2 separate regions of the Homo sapiens genome follow, and region 2 is linked to region 1. Evidence: read pairs that join two places in POLR2A ChIA-PET (ENCODE). Cell type or tissue: PC-9. All regions are shown on one strand. Links, peaks and the distances in the headings refer to the core of each region. The heading gives the core; the rest is flanking DNA.

Region 1 (4,403 bases), core at 185-4,184:
AAAAGAGTTTGAATATGGAAAAATCAGATTTGAATTTCAAGAGCGAATTGTGGCAGCATTGTCAAGGGTGCATTGGGAAGGGGAGAATCAAGAGCTGAGAGCACTCTGGGAGTGTTGTGAATTCATATGTAATAAGAGAACTAAAGCAGGGACAGGGAATAGAAAGATTTAAGGGCTATTCAAGAGTTGGAATGGAAAGAATTTGGTGAACATTTGGGCTGGGAGAGCAATTGAGAGAGAAGAAAAAATTAAGAATGACTCCTAGGTTTCTGGATTGGATGACAAATGATTAGTGGAGCTGTTAACTATTTTAGGAATGTAGGGAGAGGAGCATATTTAGGGAGGTGGAGCAGAGAAAGATAATGAATTTAATCTTGGATATTTTGTTTCCTTCACAGGCACATCCAGGAGTAAGTGTAGACTAATCATTTAGGAGCTAAAGCCTACAGTTTAGGAGAAAAGGCTTGGCTGAAGCCATAGACATTCTTGTCACAGTTGGTAGTTCACCCAAGGAGAGCATGGAGACTGAGTTGATCAGAAAACCAGTTTTTAAAAGTTTGGCAATCCAGGAAATAGAGGTTCAGAGCCTCAGCTCATGGTACTGAAACAGGGATATTGAACTCTGGAAAGGTAGATCGAACCATGTTATTAAAATAAGTAGCTGGCATCGATTGGTGTCTGACAATATGTCAGGCACTGTGCTAAGCATTGCCATGGATTGCCTCATTCACTCTTCACAACTCAGTGGTGGAGGAGGTACTATTGTTGTCTCCATTTTACAGAAGTTGCTTAGAGAGACTAAATTACATGCCCAGAGTCTTGCAATCTCATCATTAAACTAGTCTAAATGTTAACCCCAGGAACCTGACCTCAGACCCCACATTCTCCCTTCTAGTTATGAAGATTCTTACTTACCAAACTCAAGAGTTTGGATTGTATCCTATAGGAAACAGGTTTCCTATACCAGGCAGTATTTTGTTTGTTTTAGGGCTTTACATTTTTATTTGAATCAGTAATGGATTCACACAATTCAAAATTCAGGGAAATTCAGGCCAGGTGCGGTGGCTGACGCCTGTAACCCCAGTACTTTGGGAGGCTGAGGCAGGAGGATCACATGAGGCCAGGAGTTTGAGACCAGCCTGGCCAACATGATGAAATTTCATCTCTACTAAAAATATAAAAATTAGCCGGGTGTGGTGGTGCACGTCTGTAATCCCAACTACTTGGGAGGCTGAGGCAGGAAAATCACTTGAACCCGGGAAGTGGAGGTTGCAGTGAGCCGAGATCATGCCACTGCACTCCAGCCTGGGAGACAGAGCAAGATTATGTCTCAAAAAAAAAAAAAAAATTCTGTGAAATTCAATGAAAAATTTTCTCGTCTGTCTAGTTCCTTCCCCTTTCTCCAAGTGGCAACCTTTAACTAGTAATTTCCTTATGTCTTTTTGTATGAAATATATATATATTTTTTTATTTATCTCTACCATTTTATACAACATATGGCACACTTTGCATACTTCTGCATCTTACTTTTTTTACTTAATAGATTCTAGAAATCTGTATCACATCAAAAGAGCTTCATTGTTTTGTTGTTTCACACTGCAAAGTGTTCCATTATTTGGGTCTACCATAATTCATATAACCAGAATTTTATTGGACTTAAATGTTGTTCCAATATTTTGTTTTTACAACCAGTGTTGCCCAGAATTACCTTGTATATATGTCAGGGGTCCCCAACCCCTGGGCTGCGGAATAGTACCAGTCTGTGGCGTGGTAGGAACTGGGTTGCACAGCATGAGGTGAGGGGTGAGCGAGCATTACCGCCTCAGCACCAGCTCCTTGTCAGATCAGTGGCAGCATTATATTCTCATAGGAGCACAAGCCCTATTGTGAACTGCACATGTGAAGGATCTAGGCTGCACGTTCCTTATGAGAATCTAATACCTGATGATCTGACATGGAGCAGTTTCATCCTGAAACCATTCCCACCCAGTCCCCAACCCCTGTCTGTGGAAAATTGTCTTCCACTAAACCAGTCCCCAGTACCAAAATGGTTGGGGACCACCCATATATATTATTTCACACATGAGCAAGTATTTCTAGAAATGGGAGTGCTAGGTCAAAAGGCACGTGCATTTTAAGTTTTGATAGGTGTGGCCACATTATCCTATATAGATGTTTAACCAGTTTATATTCCCATAGAAATATATAAGAGTGACTCTTTCTGCTAGCTTCACCAACAATATGTTATTAAACTTTTGGTTTTGTGTATTTCATATGAAGCATCTTTTTGTTTGAGAGCTATTTGTATTTTCTGTTAACTGTCTTTGCATATCCTTTGCTCATTTTCTGCTGTGTCATTGGTCTTACTGACGTATAGGAGTTCATCCCTAGGGCATATAGTCTTTTGTGACATGAGATGTAAATACTCTTTGTCGAATTTTTTTTTTTTTTTTTTTTGAGATGGAGTTTTGCTGTGTCACCCAGGCTGGAGTGCAGTGGCACAATCTCGGCTTACTGCAACCTTTGCCTCTCAGATTCCAGTGATCCTCTCGCCTCAGCCTTCCGAGTATTTGGAATTACAGGTGCACATCACTGCTCCCAGCTAATTTTGTATTTTTAGTAGAGACAGGGTTTCGCCATGTTGGCCAGGCTGGTCTCAAATTCCTGACCTCAAGTGATCAGGAGTTCACTTAGTATGATAGTTGCCAAATGGTGATTTTTTTTTTGAAATGCTCTCTCTCAGCAGTATCACCAAGTGATGATTTTTGTATTTTTATTTTTTTGAGACAGAGTCTCACCCTGTCACCCAGGCTGGAGTGCAGTGGCACGATGATGGCCCACAGCAGCCTAATCTCCTGGTCTCAAGCAATCCTCCTACCTCAGCCTCCTGAGTAGCTTGGACTACAGGCATGAGTCACCATGCCTGGCTAATGTTTTTACTTTTAGTTTTATAGAGACAAGGTTTCATTGTGTTGTCCAGGCTGGTCTCGAATTCCTGGGCTCAAGTGATCCTTCTCCCTTGGCCTCCCAAAGTGCTGGGATTACAGATGTGAGCCACAGTTCCTGGTCATCAAATGATGATTTTTTTCATTCTATCGTTGCTTCTAGACCTATTAGTTGTCATTCTGTTGAAGGGTAGAACTCCCCTGCCTCCACACATTCATGTGCTTATTTATATCACCATGAACTCACTATGAGCTACAATTTATGACCATTATAATTATTTGGATGCTTAAACTGTTCCACATTTGGCCGGTGGGAACCTCTACAAACTAGTTCCTGTGTCATTTTGGAATGGTCCCATCATTCTCCAAGCACTTTCTTGCAACTGGCATAACACTGTGGTCCAGGATCATTAAAAGGAACCCTAGTTCCTTTTTTTTTTGAGATGGAGTTTTGCTCTGTCTCCCAGGCTGGAGTGCAGTGGCGCAATCTCGGCTTATTGCAAACTTTGCCTCTCAGGTTTCAGCGATCCTCCTGCCTCAGCCTTCCAAGTAGTTGGAATTACAGGTGCACACCACTACTCCTTAATTCCTTTTAATGTGGTACTAAAATGGTATTTAGGAACTACCCTGTGGGCGCTAGGTGTGCTCATTACTTCCTGGGTGTCATTGTTTCCATGTTCTCTTGAAGGACAGAGGTGGGAAATATATGTATATGTGTGCATACATACACACAAGATACATCTGTATCTTTTTCTGAATCTGTGTGTATTAAAACCATCAATTCAGGCCTGGCGCAGTGGCTCACACCTGTAATCCCAGCACTCTGGGAGGCTGAGGTGGGTGGATCATGAGGTCAGGAGTTCTGAGACCAGCCTGTCCAATATGGTGAAACCCCATCTCTAATAAAAATACAAAAACTAGCTGGCATGGTGGTGGGCGCCTGTAGTCCCAGCTACTCGGGAGGCTGAGGCAGGAGAATTGCTTGAACCCGGGAGGCGGAGGTTTCAGTGAGCCAAGATCATGCCACTGCATTCTAGCCTGGGCAACAGAGCGAGACTCCATCTCAAAAAAAGAAAAACAAAAAACAAACAAAAAAAAACACCCATCAATTCAAACTAGTATTTCCAATTCTAATTCACCACTGCAGGATTTATCCTGGCTTTCTCTCTTTCTGTATGTTTAACTCTCTTCTCCACTGGTGAGAAGCCTGGTTACTGTTACACTCAGTCTGTCTACTTATTTGCTCAACTTCCCCCCTTCCTCTATACCTACCCCTCTATGTAACCAAACTCTTGGCCACACTTGGCCTAGTACATGACCTCTTTTGCCCTCCCCTGGGCACTCTGGCCAAGATCTCAGCCCTAATGAAGAAGAGGAGGATGTTACTTTCCTTTAATTAAAGTGAGTTCAGGCCGGGCGCGGTAGCTCACACCTGTAATCCCAGCACTTTGGGAGGCT
Region 2 (4,403 bases), core at 119-4,118, 1.0 Mb after region 1:
GGTCTCTCACTATGTTGCTCAGGCTGGTCTCAAACTCCTGGGCTCAAGTGATTCTCCTGCCTTGGCTTCAGAGAGTGCTGGGATTACAGACGTGAGTCACCGTGCCCAGCTAGGTTTTACTTTTATATGTTGCGTAAGTGAATAAAGTCTCAGCATTTGGAATGCTTTTCCCTTCAAATTGCTATGTGGAACTGTAAGTGGAAGAAATTTGTATGATAATTTTATTGTAAATATTATATTCTTATCGTGAATCTGTTTACTGCATTGTAAACACATGAAACTCAGGAATTTCTGTTGTTTGTGTTTCGTGTATTTGTCTTGTTTCCACAGAGCTTCATAGCAAGTGAAGTACTCAAGTTGTTCAGTCTTAAAAAGGAGCCAAACCACAAAACAGATTGGCAGAAAATGATGAAATTTGGAAGAAAGAAAAGAGACCGAGTGGATCATATCCTGGTCAGTGTATACAACCAAACTGTTTTTATTTTGACCATATCTTTTAAACTCAGAATGCAGTTAGATTCTAAAAGGAAAAGGGATAGACTTATTCTTAAATCTATGGTATTAAAATCTTAAAGCCTTTACTTGCTGCATTTCTACCCCTCAGTTTTGTTAACTATTTTCTTTTGTACTCAGTAGATGAACATTTAACTTGATCAATAGTATTTTATGTAGAACTTGAGAAATTTACTCAAATGGAAGCAAAGTTTAAGGTAGTGAATTGAAAAGAGACCAGTGTGGACTCTGGAGCCTGACTGCCCATGTTTAAATCTCTTGATGTGTAATCTTGGACAAATTTGTCTAACATTTTTGTGCAAAGTGAAGGTAACAATAATAGTACTTACCTGATAAAATTATTAAGAAAATTAAATAAGTATATGTGTAAAGCACTTAGAATAGTTCCTCATATACAACTCAGTAAATAATAGCTGTTACCTCATCATCATCACTATTATCATTATCCAGAACATTCCCTGGATAGGATTTATTTGGTTTTGCAATATATTTCTGTAACATTAGGAAAGTGTTTATCAAAAAAGAAAAAAAGAAAAATTCAGGTTTCACTCTAAACATTTTAATTCTGGACCTTTTATCTATATTGACATTTATATAATGAAAAAAAGTGTAATACTTAAATTTATCACCGTTCTCATGTATGTACCTCTCTAGTGTTTCATTTACTCAGTAATAACTGTACTAGATAACATTTGCTTAGTATTTTATAGTTTATCATTCTTATGCCTTATTTGATTTTTTTTTTTTTTTTTTTTTTTGAGACACAGTCTCGCTCTGTCACCCTGGCTGGAGTGTGGTGGCACAATCTCTGCTCACTGCAGCCTCTGCCTCCCAGGTTCAAGTGATTCTCATGCCTCAACCTCCCGAGTAGCTGGGATTACAGGCACCTGCAACCATGTCCAGCTAATTTTTGTATTTTTAGTAGAGATGGGATTTCGCCATGTTGGCCAGGCTGGTCTCAAACTCCTGACCACAAGTGATCCGCCTGCCTTGGCCTCCCAAAGTGCTGGGATTACAGGCATGAGCCACCGCGCCCAGTGTCTTATGCCTTATTTGATCCTCACGATAATTACATGAGGTAGGAAGAACTAATGTTATCCTTTGTTTTACAAATGAGGTGTCTTACGCCTTATTTGATCCTCACAATAATTACATGAGGTAGGAAGGACTAATGTTATTCTTTGTTTTACAAATGAGGAAATTTAGATTCAAAGATGTTAAGTGACTTGCCCAGTAAAATAAGAGACGAGATTTTAATCAACTAATTCTTCATAGATCTTCACATCTCAAGAAAGTGAATTTGTTCTCCTATTTCTATCATGTCTTAAAGTCTGAATTGTTATTAATTTCCAAGTTGTTACTTCCTTTACTTCTTAGGAATTAAAGAAAAAAGCATATTAAGAGGCATTCATCTAACCTATCAGCTAAATTGATGATATCCCCTATAAATCACCTCTGTATATACATTGAGTCAAAAATTGTGCTAATTAAGGACTGATGTTAACAATAGTAAGCAAAACAGACACAGACCCCACCTTCATAGATTTCCAGTTTGAAGGCAGAAACCAGCCATTAATATATCGTTTACACACAAGTGTGTAAGTTATGCATAAAAATGGAAGAATAGGGAGCTGTTAAAACCACAGGAAGCTGATATAATGAGGATGGTCAAGGCAGGCTTCTCTGAGGAAGTGACATTTGAGCTCAGATCTTAAAGATGAATACATGGCAGCAGTAAGAGAAAATGAGGAGGAAGCAAAAGTGGAAACCCCTGATAAACCCATCAGATCTTGTGAGACTTAATTGCTATCACGAGAATAGCATGGGAAAGACTCCCATGATACAATTACCTCCCCCTGGGTCCCTCCCACACACGTGGGAATTCTGGGAGATACAATTCAAGTTGAGATTTAGGTGGGGACACAGCCAAACCATATCAGTACCCTGACAGCAGAGGCTTCCAGTAGGTGCCAAACAGGGTCAGTTAAGCAGACATCTCTCTAACAGTTATCAGAAATTCTCAAATACTAAACAAAATATTTCTTTTGCAGGGGTAAGGTTATTATAGCTTGGGTGAGGGGAGTACTGTGCATAAGAATTGAAGCAATTTAGCAACTGGTAAACAATAATAATAAAGTATATATTATGTGACTATCCCCTTTGCTGGTTGTAAAATATTTTTTAGCTTCCTACAGAGAGACCTGACCTATATAACTTTTTGCATGAGCTCGTTCTTCTTAATTTTTTTTTTTAACAAAATGATACTGTCAGCTTCTTGAGCTAATTATTAACAAGAAATGCTAAATGAACTAGTCTCCTCTCCCATAATTAGATTTGGTAAACCTTGTATTTGCAGATTCTAATGTTTTTACATTTTAGGGGGATTGAGATTTAAAACAATTTTTTAATAACACGTAAAAGTTTTCTCAAACCACTTCCTCTACTCTCACATTACAACAATCATCACCACACAAGAAAACTTCTGTGACCATATGTGTGTGGACTTTTCCCCCACACACCAAGCAGTGGACACCAGCTGGGTATCCTCTGAATCAGTTCTGATACTCCCTACCCAGATATAGTGTCACATCCCACAGAGTGAGTGCTCAGTCCCCAAGACTGCCCCTGCCCCCTCCACACACACATACCAGTTGCAAGTCCAGGCCTCCAGAACTTCTGATGGACTAGCTTCAAGTTGGGGCTCCCAAGATCCACCTTTGGGTTTAATTAATTTGATGGAGTAGCTCACAGAACTCAGTAAACACTTACTTAGGTTTACTGGTTTATTAGGAAGGATATTGCAAAGGATACAGAGACGCATAGGGTGGAGTATGGGAAAGGGGCACAGAACTTCCATGCCTTCCCTGGGCTGCCACCCTCCAGGAACCTCCAGGTTTAGCTATCCAGAAGCTACCTGAACTCTTTCCTCTTGGGTTTTTCTGAAAGCTTCATGACATCAGCATTCCTTCCCCCAAGGTATTGGGTAGGACCCTCTCATGGGAGGGCCTTAAGACCCACAGTCAGAAAGGTAGGGGAACATTAGAGTGAAAGGAGGGCGGGCCTGCCACTGAGGCCTAACACCCTTGACATTTTTTTTTTTTTTTTTTTGAGACAGAGTCTCGCTTTGTTACCCAGGCTGGAGTGCAGTGGCACCACCTCGGCTCACTACAACCTCCGCCTCCCGGGTTCAAGCAATTCTCCTGTCTCAGTCTCCGGAGTAGCTGGGATTAGAGGCGCATGCCACCATGCCTGGCTAATTTTTGTATTTTTAGTAGAGATGGGGTTTCACCATGTTGGCCAGGCTGGTCTCAAGCTCCTGACCTCAGGTGATCCACCTGTCTCGGCCTCCCAAAGTGCTGGGATTACAGGCGGGAGCCACCGCACCTGGCCAACCCCCCACATTTTAACAAGACTATAACAAGGGCTATGGGAATTATTAGCCATGTTTTAAGTTTTTACTAAAAGAATGAGCTTATTTTGCTCTATGATTTTGTTACACTTTTCACCCATTATTGGTTATTTTTCTAAGTCTTTTACATGTTTAATTATGAAATATTTTTAAAGTATAAAAAAGAATAGAAAATAATATAGGTGCATTGTTTCTGCATCCTTTTCCTTCATTCTGAGCTCGGTTGCATCTACCTAAAGTACACACTTAGTATTTCATTAACTTCAGGCCTTTAATGTAAACTCTCAGTCTTTAAAATGTCTTTATTTCAGCTCTTACTTTTGAGTTATATTTTAGCTGTATATAGAATTTTAAGTTGATAGCTCTTTTTACTTAAGCAGTTTGAAGATATCTCATTATAATTTTGAAGCAGCATCATTGTCTGCGGTGAATACCCAGGGTTCGTCGTCTCGAGCTGAGAAAATTAACGACACAGACACAC

What was found. Peaks named below come from ENCODE experiments on the same cell type or tissue, not always from the same donor. Only the 100,000 strongest peaks of a DNase experiment are listed, where the experiment ranks them.
Region 2: POLR2A ChIA-PET joins it to region 1 with 8 read pairs; 1 of 35 experiments calls an interaction of 5 or more read pairs at or near these places.

What each region holds. Positions count from the first base shown.
Region 1 is chr1:179,058,640-179,063,042 of GRCh38, forward strand. All of the region lies in intron 4 of FAM20B (FAM20B glycosaminoglycan xylosylkinase), which reads left to right. Among named protein-coding and RNA genes, the nearest start is that of TOR3A, 21 kb to the right of the region's middle. In PC-9, for the core only: no CTCF peak of the experiment used is centred there; DNase peaks (open chromatin) are centred at 282, 2,412 and 2,922; H3K27ac peaks cover 4,000 bases.
Region 2 is chr1:180,098,533-180,102,935 of GRCh38, forward strand. CEP350 (centrosomal protein 350) reads left to right here. Exons shown (of 38, transcript NM_014810.5): 37 at 331-453. Among named protein-coding and RNA genes, the nearest start is that of QSOX1, 54 kb to the right of the region's middle. In PC-9, for the core only: no CTCF peak of the experiment used is centred there; a DNase peak (open chromatin) is centred at 199; H3K27ac peaks cover 1,002 bases.